Linked DNA regions of Mus musculus: region 1 is linked to region 2. Evidence: chromatin loops called from intact Hi-C (ENCODE). Cell type or tissue: left cerebral cortex. All regions are shown on one strand.

Evidence for each region. A loop is a pair of places that touch in the nucleus more often than their neighbours do. Peaks named below come from ENCODE experiments on the same cell type or tissue, not always from the same donor. Only the 100,000 strongest peaks of a DNase experiment are listed, where the experiment ranks them.
Region 1: it touches region 2 in a loop (2.0-fold over the local background); 11 of 42 quality-filtered maps call a loop at or near these places.

The regions. Positions count from the first base shown.
Region 1 is chr13:30,908,121-30,916,120 of GRCm38, reverse strand. It overlaps Exoc2 (exocyst complex component 2), which reads left to right. Exons shown (of 28, transcript NM_025588.2): 7 at 4,871-4,951. Among named protein-coding and RNA genes, the nearest start is that of Hus1b, 36 kb to the left of the region's middle. In left cerebral cortex, no CTCF peak of the experiment used is centred here; DNase peaks (open chromatin) are centred at 2,956 and 3,813; H3K27ac peaks cover 269 bases.
Region 2 is chr13:30,970,204-30,978,203 of GRCm38, reverse strand. Exoc2 (exocyst complex component 2) reads left to right here and starts at 4,157. Exons shown (of 28, transcript NM_025588.2): 1 at 4,157-4,208. In left cerebral cortex, no CTCF peak of the experiment used is centred here; DNase peaks (open chromatin) are centred at 284, 965, 1,448 and 4,119; H3K4me3 peaks cover 1,747 bases; H3K27ac peaks cover 1,035 bases.

The sequences.
Region 1 (8,000 bases), 62 kb after region 2:
TAGGTCCCTGGCTATAACTCCAGTTCCAAGGGATCCATTGCCTTCTTCTGGCCTCCAAGACACGTGGTACACAGAGTACATGTGGTACACAGGCATACATACATACAAAATTAGTAATACAAACTGAAAACAAACTTTTGGTGCTGGGAATTAAATGCAAGGCCTTACACATGCTAGGCAAGTCCTCTGCTGCTGGTCTGTATCTTAGTCATATCCATAATACCTTTTGTAAACCTTGGGAAGTTTTGTTTTCATTATGTACCTTACCAGCAATGTATGATAGGAGTTATGGTTTTAAAAAGCACTATTCTGAGAGCCTTTGTCTGCCACTGTACTGCAAGACAGTTATCCCTGTAGAAAATTGATTCCAGTGATGATGTTACTGAGAAGAGTCGTAAGCCAACATGGTTCTTTTATTTGTATATACATTAGCTGTTCGTGTCCACAAAAATGATTAAAAGATATATTTGTTTAGCCTTGAATTAAAAAGGAGGAGGGCATAAACGAGAGACAGGAAGGCACATGCCTTATAGAACATACAGAAATGCCTTGTTTCCATTTGCTTATTTCTGTGCTTGATAGACTTTGGAGGGTGTCAACCAGTGCCTTCAGTTCTCAAAAACAATTTTTGATGCTGCTAGTCTTTGATGTCCTGTGTTTGTAGGAATAGATAAAGGAGCAGAGTGATAAAACCAAAACCCAGTCCTCTTCTAGATATCCTCCATGGGTGGTTGTCATTGTCTAGACTGTTTGAGAGCCAGCCCAAGTCTACTTTCTCAGCTGATCTCAACTAAATATGCAGTTTAAAATCTTTATTCTCTTTAACTTTTTTTGCATTCATTTTTTTCATAAAATACTGCTGTATGCCCGCGTAACAAGCATTGTGTTATTTCTAGCAACAGGCGTCTTTCCCTTGCTTACACTTTGCTGTTTCTCCCACTTTTGTTGGCTTTGATGCTCCTGAGGGTCTCCAGCTGCTGTTCAGGCAAGCCCCTAGCAAGTCTTTAGCTCGAGAAATGTTTCTGCCACATAAATTACGCAGCAGATGTAAGAGGCCCTTCTGAGCTCAGTAGCACCTTTGGTTCCACTCCTCTGTTCCTTTACCGGTCCCCGAATGCCCTTGGAGCCCATGCATTTACATCTCAGTGGTCACTTGTTTTTGGTGGCAACCCCCAAATTGTGACTGTTTTGCTGTGGCCAGACTGAATGAATGTTCTTGGCAGTACATAAAGAGACCAAAGCAGAATTCATACACAAGCCACTCAGTACCAGTTTGCATGTTGTAGCTGCTCCAGGAATCCTGAAGCTGAGCTGGGGTTTTGGAATTTTCGGTCTGGCATGTCCTGTTGATGTATGATGTAGTGTAGGCAGAGTGCTAGGACGCAGTTCCCTGAGTGAGTCATTCCTACCTGTTGGCTTTGTGTGGCAGCTGAGATTGGTTTTATTAGTTCTTATTTACAGTATAATTAGGGAAGGAAAGGAATGATAGGTTACTTGCCCAATTTAAATGTGACATGATTTAAGCACTGTTAGCTTTCTGTTACCTTCTGTTACTATAAATATTTGTGATAATTGACTTACAAGAAAAAAGGTTTATTTTGGCTCTTGGTTTCAGGGATTTTGTTCTACGTTGCCTAGGTTTGGGGGTGGTTGTTGCTTTGGTTCTCTAATGAGGCATCTTGCCGTGGTGGAGTATATGGCAGAACACACTCAACAGAAAGCAAAAAGGAACCAGAGGCAGGGCCCAAAGCAGTAGTTTTCCCTTTAAGGGCATGCCCAAATGACCCACCTTCCAGTACCACCACATGTAATGCAGTGTCCTTGAGGACAGTCAGCACTGACTGACGTTTTCTATGATAGTTAATAGAAACCAGTTGCTTAATGGGCATTTTAATGAATTTGAATTAGCAAAATACATATTTCATCTCATCCATGTCTCGTTTATTAAGTATAACCTTCAGAGTCTGGGACATTAACATGACTAAGCTACAGCCTATCTATATAGACCTAGAACTAACCTTGGCCATGCTTTTAAGGGTAGCTGTAAGAAAAAAACAAATGATGAAGATAATGACTGCAGAATAGAGGCTGTAACATTTTTACTCTGTGGTTGTTTATGGAAATAGTCTCTGCTCTGGCTTTAATGTTCTGACTCATACAGGCTAGCAGGCAAGCACAGTGGTTAGAGCATATAGTATGACCTTGCATAGCAATGCATTTTTATAGATATTCTCTCTCTCTCTCTCTCTCTCTCTTTCTCTCTCTCTCTCTCTCTCTCTGTGCCTTATTTAACAGTGACATCTATGTAAGGGCATGCTTAGGCATTTTGAGTTTTTTGACTGAAGTTGCAGTTTCATATTTTGCTCAGTGTGTGTGTTTTACAGACAGTGAGGCAATGATGTAGTTCAAAAGAAATAGCAGACCCTTTCCTAGAACTTCAATTTTTCTTTAACTAGTGCTCTTATAATACCTTTTTGTTTCCTAACTTTAAGCTTATGATGTTCAACTAGCACACATATTTAAGTTTTTAATAGATTAGAAACAATAACAAACCTGTGATCATGTACCCAGTTGCTTATTGAGTTATTCTATTTAAAAATGTTTTCAGAGAAAATAAAAGGCCAAATGAACCAGACATTGGGTTATTTGGTTTAATTTTCTGGAAAATAGGATTGCTTTTATCAGATCCCAGTGTCTCTTAGACCTCATGCTTGGCTGACAGCTTGACAGTGGCTCTGCTGTGGTAGAGATGGGTTGGAGGAAGTTGCTCTGTCAGCAGAAAGGGCTGTAAACTGAGCTCAGAGAACCAGGTCACCCCGTCTTGACCTGCTGATCAGTGATGGCTTATGTCAGCATCAGAAAATGTGGCCACACAGTTTCCTGTATTGTTGGTTCTCACTTAGAGAATAACATTTGCAGTGAGGCTGTGGAGCATGTGCTGCCTGCCCGCTCAGGAGCTCAGGACAGTGAGCTGCACAGGGCCAGCCCTGCGTTTGCAACCAAGCTTGTCAGAGCATCGTTTCAGCAGTGCTACATGTGCTGTGGGCAGACTTGCTTCCCTAGAGCAGTCTGCCTAGTGTAGCTTTTAATGCTTAGACGCAGGAACATTCTCTTCCGTTTAACTTTACAAGTTGAATGCAAGTTTAAGCTTTGATGTGTGGGAATATGTTGGGTCATTTCTACTGTGTAATTTAAGTTTGAGCCAGTAAAGATTCACAGTTTCTTTACTCTGAATCAACAAAGACAATTTTTAAAAAGTAGTGACTGTTCCTCCCCCGTGCGTTTGTTTTTTCTTTTATGAATGTGTTGATTCAATTCAGTACAGGAACAGTTTGTGTGTTTTAGTATGTAAAACAAAATTGAGGTAACATTACAGGAAAATGTATTATAAAGAACAAAATTAGGATTAAAGGCTAATTATAATAACAGAAAAATAAACATTCTCTGGACTTGAGAACATATTCAAAAGTATTTGAACACTGAATTTAAATTTTAAAAACTTACTGAGTTAAAAAAAACAGTGCATCAAATTGAGTTATATAAGTCTTGTAAAAGAAATAGACACATCCACATTTACATGAAGTAGGCTTGTTTGTTTCTGAAGCATAAACTGGCACCTGTCTAGGTAACCAAGGGGAAGCTATAACAGATTCACCATGTGAATGTCAGTGAGTGCCTAATTAATATTCACAAGTGCTGTTTGGTTCACTGAAAGACCACAAAGTGGAACATCTTGCATTTGGGTTTTCACTTGAGCAAATTGTGTGAAAAAGTAGAAACCCAGGCTGCTTCTGCCACTGTTGTGAGGAGAAACTTCTTTTTTTACAAGTGAATACAGTTCCCTAAAGGCACAGTAAGTTTACAGCTCTCATTTTACAGACATGCAAACAGAAGCCTAGGTAGTGCCAGTTAGTTACTGATCTGTGCTGCGTGGGCAGCATGGACTGAGGCCTTAAAGACTGGAACCTGACTGCCCGAGCTCACATTCCAAATTTGGCTTGGTGACCTTCTGAGACATGTTTATTTGGGTGTTACCACGGTCTTCTTTCTCATCGGTCAGATATAAATACTGGGATGCACATCACTGTCAGTGGGTGACACACGCACCTCAGAAGTGCAGTCTTCATGCACAGTCACAATTCAATTAGGGTTTGCTCTGCTGGCTTCATTTTGTCACAGCTTTAAAATTTGAAATCATAGTCTTAATTCCTTACCAAAATAAGCCTGAGAGCTGTTTTAAACTTTCCCTCTTCATTCTCCAGTATTCTTTATTATTGAGTCAAGGAATGTAAACACCTACCCACCCCACCCCTGCCTACACACACACACACACACACACACACACACACACACACACACACACTTTCTCTGCACAGTGTTGGTACATTGATATGCGTTCTGAAATGTTTCCATGGAACCTCTAGGAAATTATTGTGAATATAAGAGAACTAATATGTATTCCCCATGTGATAGTCCAGGTCTGAAATTAAATTTTTTGAGGTTGGTAGAACCCAAATAGTAGTACTTTCTATCTTGCTGAGGTAGAAGAATGATTTCCTATGGCCACATGAAGATTGTGCTAAAGACCCACAAAGCCTGAAGCTCCGCTTTCGCTTTTCCTTTTCAAGTCTATATTGAAGACCAGATGAGTGTGTCTGTTGTATACTACTTGAATAATGTTAAGGTGTGAACAATGTAAATAGTATCATCTGTGTTTTCCCAGAATGTTGTATATATATGTTCCTCTTGAATGGTGAAAATAATAGGACAATTTCTAAAATTGTTTTTCAATGGCTTTAAAAAGGCTTTTTTATCTTTCTGTCCATTAAAGTGGCCCACGTTGAAACTAGGTTTGTTTGCTTTTTCCTAGCTATCCATCAAAAACTAGAAGCAGATGGAACTGAAAAAGTAGAAGGATCCATGACACAGAAATTGGAGAATGTCCTCAATAGTAAGTTTGTCTACTACTGACGACTGTTGATGGCCTTTAGAACAAGGTGCAGTGCAGGTCTGCGGGATTTCCCAGGGCAAGGGCTTGGTAACGACTTACAAAACCTCAAGGACAATAGAATGGAATGAATCTGTTTGCATTTTACTTAGTTACATTTCTCAAGAACTGTAATTTGCTACCTGGAAACAAACAGGCACTGAGACAGCAGCCAGGGCTACTACTGAGTAGACACTGGCATCTCCATTGTCAGACCTGCCAGCACGTAGGGCAGAGCCTCAGCTCCTGCACAGCAGATGCCCAGGCAACGTCTGTCTGTTTACACTTTGCCCTCCCCAGAGGGACGTACTCTAGAACATTCTGTAAAAGTTGATGGCCCAACAGACTCCCAAGTTTTCTGTTTCCTCCTTTTTCCCTTTTGTTCTTTTTCTGACATTCCGAGGTATTTGCCCCAATAGCAGAAGAAATTCATCAGATAAATTAATTTGTACTATTATTAAAATTATTACATGTTTTAAATGTAAGTTATGTTTCCCACATGTAGTCACTGTGTAATATGAAGTAATGTGCATAGGATAGCCTTGAATACACGGTTCCCTTGGAAAGAAGGGTTAAAAAAATGAAGCAACCTCACATAGATGTTTAGAGATTTTATGAATTCAGGGTTATGAAACAAAGTGAAGTTTGTTTTTATGGCTTGGTTTAGTCCCATGAGTAGAACATCCTGGGTCTTATGTAACCATTTTCTTCATAGGTCCAGTGATGTCAGTAAGAAAATATTTTGTAGAAAGAATGCTACCTTTGGTGGAGGCTTTCCTTGGTGGTAGAATTTGAATCCTTGGACATTCCATCTAAGTTTCTGGATTTAACGGGACTTAAAACCTGTCCCTTTGTTTATCACTCCTGCGGTTATTGCTTGTCTTGGGGTTTGTTGTGCTTTTGCCTCTAAGCACCAAGTCATAAACCGTGTTTAAATGAATATATTCTGAATTTTCCGTAAATAAGTATTTACCCAAGCCATCTCTGCGTCTTAAAAGAGACAGAGCATACAGCCACACAGATAAGCAGAGTGTGGCAGGTAGGCAGTGGGGTAGGTGGATGCAGGTGTGTCTCTTGCAGGGTTTCAGCAGCATGAAAGGGAGGCAGTGGCTCTAGATAGGAGACAGGCTGCAAGCTAGTGAGCAGGAGTGATGTAAACTCTGTGCCCACCAGAGTTCTCCTTAGACTAGAGTTAGCCTTGAAGAGGTGAGCGCCCAAAGGAGCTCAGCCAGGAAGCCGTGTGATGGAGTGCTTAGAAGAGCGGGCTGGGTGGGCTCACTGTTGAGTCAACAGGAGACCAGGTGCGCGTGTGCGTGTGCTATCAGAATCAAGTACGAGAAAAAAACTGAGTTCTACTAATTGATTATTTGGTGAATATTTGGTAGATTGCATTCAAAAAAGAAAAAGATAAGCCAGCCCTAATTTTAGCTTTTTCCCAAACTTGCATCGAAACAGATTGGTTCATGAGAGCCAACAGCTTCAGCTCTCTAGCATGTGAGTGTGTGTGTGTCTGTATGTGTGTAGGGCCCCAGGATGTGACATGGTTGATGGTTGTGTGAGTAACTAGTGCACACTGTCTTAGGCACTGTGTGCTGTCACCCAGTTACAGAAAGCAACTAGCTAGTCTTCCTGGCGCCTGTTGAAACAGAGGCACTCAGAGAAGGTTTAGTCTTTGGGAGGCCCTGCCTTTGCCAAGTACCAGTGTGCATTTTTTGAGGTACTTTAATTCTCCAGCTACTTTCACATTTGCTTTTCTGTTTTCAATACCTTGTCTCTCCCTGGGACAAACTGTGTGATGGTTGGGAACCATCCTGTGTTGTTCTAGCCGCTATATTCCTATGAGGCACAACACACACACACACACACCTCACTTCTGTAAACTCTCTTCTCAAGTTGTCCTTACAAAGAAAGAGACTAGTGTCATCACCTTGAAATAGGAGACAGCATAATGTCTACTCTAAATAAACATGTCTGAAATTATAAGATACCATTAGAATGACAAAAGTAGATCTTCTAGGTGTCTGTAAGAGACAGGTATGAGTGTAATGGATTAGTGTATAGTGTGACAGCAACTTCTTCCCTTGATACCCTAGGGCACATTTCACTGCTCTGTAGGTCTACTGTGGTGGCATAAGGGCTTTGTGGTTAGTTAGTTCGTTCGTTCGTTCGTTCGTTCCTTCATTCGTTCCTGGGGTCCATGTGTGAGACAGTGATAGTCATTATCCAAATGAACTGCTGAGGAAACCATTCTCAGACAAGGGGAAAGAATAGAAGACAAGGAGAAAGCCCTAGCATCAGCCTCTGTTAAACTGGGCGTCTGAGGGCAAAGGCATGCATGCGTGGCCCTCTGATCCACATACATTTATTCTGTGTTCATTCAGTGGACAGCCAAAACCATATCAGTTGCCTTAAAGTTGGGCATTCTTGGTGTGAGGGTGGAGCAAGGTGTATGTGAATTAACACACATGGAGGATTTTGGTGGGATGGCTTTGTGGACAACCAGCTGATGTCTTTGTCCACATCATTAGCCCCACATGTGATGAGGACCCCGTTCCTCTGCATAGTGCTCTTGTCTCCTTGCAGTCATAGGAGATTCTCAAAGCATTTTGTGACTGCTGGTGACTATATATGATGTGTAGATAGATCTTAGTTTCATTGCTCTGAAACATTTTATTATTTAATATCTTTCATAATGTCAGAATTATGAACCATATTTTTATTGTAAATGCAGTGCAAATCACAGAAAAATCATAGTTTACTAGTGAAAGTTGTCTATATAATTTTCAACCTTGTATAAATTCAGGTTCTCAATTCACAAATTTTGGCATAAATTTTAATTTCAGTTTAAATTTCTTCTTATAAAATTATCTATAGGAAATATATGTATTTTATTCAAGAGTAGTATATTTTCTACCTGTTCTCGTTTTCATATTTTTAGAGTTCAAATTATTGGCTGGAATTTTTTTATTACTTTAGAATGATGAAAATAATTTGAATTCAGACTGTTTGCTCT
Region 2 (8,000 bases):
ATGGTGCTATAGTTAGTTCTTGATTTCTTTTTCAGGACTGTGGATATTTTTGTTTCCCATCATAATTTGCTGTTGAACACTTTGAATATTTCTTTTCAGGAGCAGTGAAAAATGAAGTACTTCTCAACTTTCCTGGTTAAGTGTCTTTGTTACAAGGGTGCAGCCGGGAACAACAAAGGTTTCACTTGGTGAAAGTGGAAAGTCTATGTGGTTTGAAAATGCTTCCTAGCTTTAATCCGTGCATCTGTTCCTTATGTGAAGACATGCTGGCTGGCAACGGGCTGCCTCCTCACTTACAGGATAGAGAGTTGAGGATGAAGACATCCTGAGTGGGTAAGGCACAGCTTCCTTTCTACATAGCTTTTCAGGTGCAGAGCTACAATGTTGGTGTCCTGTCACTGCCTTGAGAACCTGAGGTCAGTCCCTGTGAAAGACATGCTTCTGAGCCTTACACTTTAGGGGAGTCCTGCTGAACATAAGGAAATGCCATCATGGACAGACAGGACCAGGATAACCAGTGGGAGAACAGACCTTGGCAGCTGAGCTACAAAATGGAATCCAGTAACCCTGCCTTCTTCAGATGCTACCACTTTCATGGATAAACTGGGAGAAAGTGGGAGATTTATGTAGTTTTCTATGTCAGTCCTATGGCCACTGACATTGTGCAAATTTATTTTTGCTCAAACTGAACAGGCATACCTGTTTCAAAGTAAAAAAGGAAATTCCAAACTATCTAATATCACACACACACACACACACACACACACACACACACACTCACTCACTCTCACACACACAGATTCACACACACAGGTTCACACACTCACAGACACACACACAGAGACTCACACACTCACAGATACACACTTAGACTCTCACACTCACAGACATACACACATACTCTCATACAAAGAGACACACACACACAGGCAGGCAGACAGACAGACAGACACACAGTCACCTACTACTAGCTAGCAATCTGAACTAAATTAGAAGCCGTGGTGAGAGGACACCCCTGCAATCCCAGCACTTGTGAGGCAGAGGCAGGGAATTTCAAAACCAGTCTGGGCAATACAGTGAGACTCTTTGAAAACAATGACAGCAAAGACCAACAAAATAAGAAAAACTAAAAGTAACTAAAACGAAACCATACATTTAGTTAGAAACCCCCTATTTAGGACCCAAAGGGATCTTAATTCCTATTCACATATAATCATAGCATTTGATTATTTCTGCCCTCTGGGGACTGAAAAGGAACTAGAGAGCATCCCCGGATGCTAACTGAGCCCTTCCCACATTCTGACCCAGTTCCTTTTTTTTTTTTTTTTTTCCAGGCTATGTGGCTCTCATATATCTTTGGCAGAGAGAACCTTTCCTCAATTTCTTCACTCCCTCACGGACCACCTACGGACATAAGCTGCCACCAGCGACGCCCAGATATAAACACAGGTGCTCAGCACATCTGCACTACTGCATGGCAGGAAGAGCCAGATGGTCGGGGTAACAGTAACACCAGGCCTCCTCTTTAGAGCCAAGTTTATTTACAATTTTCAAATTGAAATATGCAAATTTCAAGTAAATAAAAAGCCCACGGGGCTCCATTTCACTGTAAAGTTGATCAGAGACATATGACTCTGCTGAAGACTTTTCACACTGAGACCTGGAGCCAATGAGAAATGGAGATTGCTAGGTTCATATCAGGGCAGTTGCTAGGAGCACAGGATAGCTAAAACGAAGGTAAAAAGGACATGAGTCAAAGGGTTTCCTAAACCAAGAACCATGGCTAAGGAATTTCTGAAAGAGCTCGGGTTGTGTGACAGACAACCTTGCAGGCTTTCAAATTGTCTCTGCAGCTTTAACCACGAAGGATGCCAACACTGGTAGTATTCGCTTAAAGCATGTCAACTGTCACTATATCGTCAAAATTTATCAAACATTGCTTTTTTTTTCTTTTTGCTTGGCTGTTTAGCAGATTTTGAAGTAGATGGCTAGAAATAGATCTCTCCCCACAGCTTTGGTGAACACTTGAATCTCAGCTTTTCATCCTACAACCATTTTGTGAAGCACACACAATCCCTTCTCTCAGGAAGTTCAAGAGTAGGACAAGAGAGTAAATGAAGAGACTGGTACTCTGCTGACAGGTCTAATGGATGGCCAGCCTGGTGGACTGAATCATTGTCACAGTGGGTCTCTGTGGTACATACTATGAGAATGAATATGGCAGGAATGCCCCAGCAAGGACAACTAACTAATCGTTAGCTTCTCCTAAGAAGGCGCCTTAAGAGATGGCATCTTTACAGTTGTGTTGAGGGTTAGGTTGCACACTAACTATGTATGGCCCCTTTCAAGCTGACATGCCATGCAGTACTGAGTACTTAAGGTATTGATGTAAGGCAAAACAGATACATAAATTATCCAGGGAGCCTAGTGGTGTCTCCTGGTGTTTCCGAAGACTGTTTTAGATAGATTGGAAGTACTGTGTCAAAATCCTTCTTTTTAGTTCTAATGAAATCTGAAAGTGTTGAGAACATAAACCTATACAATGATTTGTAGCCTCAGTGGCTACCGTAGCAATTTTAGTTTTAACAGTTTTATTTTCTGGCAACTTCTGCACCAGTGTTTGCTAGTTAGTTTCAGGGTTAGGAGCAGAAACTTGAGGGAGGGGAAAAATAAAGAAAATTGTACCAGTGTTCTTTATGTTAACAAAAGAGTCTCTTTCCTCTTCTGAGTGTTTCTGTTTCACTAGCATAGTATATTTATTATTATTATTTTTTTTTGATCCAGGGAAAACTCTGTGAGTTTTCCAGAGCCACCATTCTGGCTTTGATGATAGGCAGCCTTACCTGACAAATGGCATGTCACTGAGACCTGAAGGGTTTTGTTTCACAGTGAAAGGCTCCGTGACTGCCAGAGATTTCTTACAGTATTTCCTTAGGACCTCTGCTGCCAAGTCTCTTGCTCACGAATAAAGAGTGTTCCCTTGATCTTCAAAATGGATGGTCTGGAAACACTTTGACGTATCTTCTCACAAATAGGAGAGAAAAATGAAGCCATACAATATCTCTTAATTCATAGTGCCTGTACGACACCCTCTTCAGTGTATGTACTGAATGAAGCATAAGGTATGCTTCACAGAAAGATATCTGAAAAAAAAATAGCTTAGGCCAGTGGCTCTTAACCCCCCTGGGGGAATGATCTTCACGCAGGGGTTGTTTAAGACCATCGGAAAACAGATATTTACATTGCCTTCATAACAGTAGTAAAATTACAGCTATGAAGTAGCAACATAATAATTTTATGGTTGGGGGTCACCACGATATGGGGAACTGTATTAAAGGGTCTCAGCATTAGAAAGGTTAGGCTGTTATTGGTCTTAGATAATGGGCACCCCGTAGCTACTTCTCTCCACAGTCATGGCAACACAACCACAGGTAGACCCTATGCTTCTGCCATTATCCTCTGCTGAAGATCACTGTCCTTCGTTCCTGCTACAGAGGAAGCCACAGGGATATGTCTGCTTCAGTTCAGCTGGCCATCTCCAGAGTCCACAGGAGGGTACCTTCAAACCTTAGGGCTTATGGGCTGTAGATAGCAGTCGTTTCTATAATATGGGGGTCTTGTGAGTTTGCAAATCAATTTGCCACTCAGACCCTTGGGACCCCAAAGCTCTGACCTGTGAGAAATCTTAATAAGGCGGGCACTCCTGGCTAGATGCAGTCCTTTGACTGAGGTTTGCCTCTTGACCTGGTGCTGATCCCTGACCGCTGTGGACTCTTGGGCAACATCTACTGTGACTCTAACCGACTGTATCCTCTTTACCCCTCCCCTCTTTTTCCTCCCCGAATTCCACCCTTCCACTTTCTCCCTCTCCTCCTTTCTGCTTCCCTCCTTCTTTTCTCCCTTTCCCATCAATTCCTCTTCTCCTTTCCACCTCTCCACCCTTCTCTCCTCCTCCCTCCCCACTTTCCCTTTCTTCCCTCTCTGTCCACTTCCATGCCGTCGATATCCTCTAACTTCCCTTCTCCATAGTCTGGTCCTCCTTCTATTCCTTCCCCTCTGGGAAGAGGCGGTCCATCCAGCACTCGGTGCTCGGCTAGGCGGCGGATCGACGCGCTCGGCGCTCGCGGCGTGCGGAAGTGCGGCCCTAGTGCTGGCTGCGGCGGCCTGGAACCGGTTGGCTGGGACCTGACACCGCCTGCAAGCTGCAGGTGAGTGTCGCGTCCTGGGTGAGGACGCCCCGGGTCCGGAGTGGAATTCCGCGGTGGCACGGGACCGTCGGGGCTGGGCGACCTGGGGAGGCGCGGTGAGGGACCCGGGGCGCGGGGCTGAGTGTGGGAGCCGCGGGCCGAGCCTTCCCCACCCGCCTCCGCGCAGGCCGCCGGGCTGGACCCGGAGGAGCGGCTGGTGTGCAGGGTCTGCTTGGAATCTGTTTAAGTCCCCCGCGCTAACGTGGACGGGAAGCTTGAATGGTTTCCTTTACTACTCTGGGAGCAGCAAGTGCGGGTTCAGCCACACCTCCATTCGGCCATTTGAATGCCTTACACTAAAAACACTAATGGCAACTGGTTATCTCTCTACTAACTTTGTTTATAAAGCTTAGCTTGTGATGGCCCAGGCTTGGTAACAGATTCCCCCAATGGCAAGGAACTGAAAGTCAAAACAAGAATGATCTAAGTGTGAACAATTTGTGATTCGAAAGGTGACAGAAAGACGCTGATGTGTGCTTGCCTCTTACATGTTCTCTTTTGTTTGACACAGTAGACAGTATTTTTAAGCAGGGGAACCTCTGTTTGTTGGAAACAATTTTTGGAGTTATTAGAAAGTAGTCCTTTTTTTTTCTTTTTCAATTATTTAATTTACTGTACCAGACATTTTGAACTATTACCTTCCAAAAGGTGATACCTTGAAGATTACATTCAAAACATTTGTAAAGGCTGTATTCTAGTATGGGGCTTCTTCAACTTTTGCCACCAAAAATTTATAAAGAATTTCCATGGTTTTATATGTAAGTTTATAAAATAGGTAGACAATCTATGTATTCACTATCTGTAAATCACAAAGCTTTTTATTTTAGGACAATTTTTGTATACATCAAACTTACCATTTATTAAAGATGAAAGCATAGAGTTGGATAACTCGGTTCTTTTCACATACATAGTTAAGTCTTGGTTTAATATTTGTAACTACGGGACACTGAGCATCTTCAGGGCTTTCCAGAGCTGATTGATTATTTTAATTTTCTAATCATCGGTAGGAAGAGCAGTTCTACATACAAATACATAGTACACAGTGGTAGAAGGACAGTTAGAAACATTTTGGAGATTGTTGCAAATTTGTCCTTACTCCCAAGCCGAATCCATTGGTGATCTTTTAGAACTTCAAATCAGCAACGTAAAAACCAGTTTTTCAGATTAAAATTCGGACACAACACGATTTAAAGACCCAATCACTTGGTGATTACATGCTGAAGAATGCCAGTAGGGAAATGTGAATAGTCTTTGTTTTCTGTAATAAAACCATTTTTCTCCTTTAAGAACAGAACATTTTGTTTGTGTGTGTGTATATACGTATATACATATGCATAATATATACATATATACACATACATATATACATATATGAATACACACATATATGTATACACACATATATGTATGTGTGTATATATGTATATATTTGTTTGTATGTATGTATGTATATATGTAGTGTGTTAGTTTTTTCAGTGTTGTAACCAAGTACCTGCTAAGCAGTTTAAGGGAAGAAGGTCTCACTCCAGTTTATAGATTGGAGTTATATAGCCTATGCTAGTGAGGCTGCCTCATAGTGGCAGGACTGTGCCCTGGGACCCCTCAGGAACAGGAAGCAGATAGAAGTCAGGATGTGGGGCTGGGCTCTGAAACCTCAAGTCCCCACCCCCTAGTGACTCACTTTCACAACAAGGCTCTTCATCTGTAAGCTTTCATAACTGCCTAAAACAGTGTTAGGAGGTTCTGAGCCTATAGGAGATATTTTCTATTCAAATCGTAACATACAGTGAAAACAACTGCTATTTGTAACATATAGTACTTTGACGCTGAGTTGTAGGGTTTGGGTTGAATACTCTTGGGTACTTCATGACATGGCAACGTGCACAGAGAGAAAGTTCAGAACCAAGGCTGGGATGAAGTTGGATTGAGTACTGCTGGTAACACCTTTGATTCACTATGGATTTCATTTTTTAATTCATTTTTGATCCCATGTGTTTAGAAGACTTTCATTTCGCTTTTTCTTTTTTTTCCTCTCTCTGCATTCAGTTCCACAACCCTGTATAACCTACAGGATTGCCACTCACAGTTTAAGAATCTGTATTCTGGTAAAAGACTTGGTACCAAATAGAATCTCTAAGTGTATAGCTACAGCAGGATCTTACCACGTAGGAAACACTAGGGATAAACTTGTCTCTCAGTTATCTTTTCACACAGGCTGTGGTTTTACTCTTCTTTCTTTGAGAGGGTCTCACTATTGATTGATCACTATTCAGGTTGATCTTTTGTTTTTTTTTTTTTTTTTAAAGATTTATTTATTTATTATATGTAAGTACACTGTAGCTGTCTTCAGACACACCAGAAGAGGGAGTCAGATCTCATTACGGATGGTTGTGAGCCACCATGTGGTTGCTGGGATTTGAACTCAGGACCTTTTGGAAGAGCAGTCGGGTGCTCTTACCTGTTGAGCCATCTCACCAGCCCTCAGGTTGATCTGAACTCTTTGACTGAAGTGATCCTCATACCACAGTTTCCTCAGTGCTGAGACACATCACTATCTATGCCTGGCTTTTCTGTACTCAGTGTTAGCAGGCCCAGGTTCCTAGTAATGCCTACTACATAGTACACATACTACACATGTTTTTAATGTTTATCTAGTAGATGAGTTTTAGGCTTATGTTAAAGTAGGAGATTTTGAGATTGATTGCAGTGGGAAATAACTTCCGTTACCAAACGGTTTGAGGAAGTATGGCATGATAAACTCTGGGGATGTAGGTGTGCATGCCCTTGACTGCCTGCAGCGCTGGGATGGTAGGGACCACTGTAATCACTTTACAGTGGGTTTATGTTGAATAGAGGAATGATGCTATTGGTGCAAATGGGCACACTTCACCTAATTGTGGACACACAGGGAATTTTGAAGCTGTGAATACACACATAGGCTTTTTTGATCTCAATTTGGATATTAAAGTCAAATTTATTTTGGTGTAGGAATTAAAGCAACCATTCAGCTCTCCATGTGCTACGGCCAGCCAGCTGCATGACAACAACTGGGTTACTCAGCATCTCTGAGCCTTAGTTTCCCTTTTTGTGTATTCAGAGAGACTATATAAAACCTGATTATCTCAGTGTGCAGTGTGCCTTCATTCCCAGCACTGGGGAGGCTGATGCAGGGGAATGCTGAGTAAAAGATCAGCCTGGGCTACAAATGTTACCCAGTTTCAAAAGCAAAAACAAATGTGACTTCTATAAACAAAACAAACACCAAGGACAGCAAGAAACGTCACCAATTAGATTTTCTCAGTCTTTGGGCATTGGAAATTTGCACTTTCGTAAATCATGTTATCATTTAGCATTTGTCTTATGTCTGAGTATTAAGGGTTGTGATTATCAAGAAAACTCACCTGATACAGGGAGTAGTTCTTGTCATCCCCATATCTCCCAATTTTGGCATATGACTTAGGTGTTCATAATGCCGTCAGCCTGGATTCAGAAGGGGTATTTTTGTCCCTCAAAAAATATCTTGAACCAAATGTAGTAATGGGTGTTGAGAGGAGGAGTGGTATGGGATCGAGTGAGAGGGAAAGCTTTGAGGAGTCCAAAGGGACAGGGAAGGTCTATGAGCATGGGCATAATTTGGGCTGCTTCTAGGTGGCCAGTGAGCAAGCATAGGCAAGTGCTCTCTGGGTTACTTGAGGGCTTTCGGCCAAGCATGGCATTTGGAACTGAGTTGTTAGACAGTCACTTCCCCCCAGT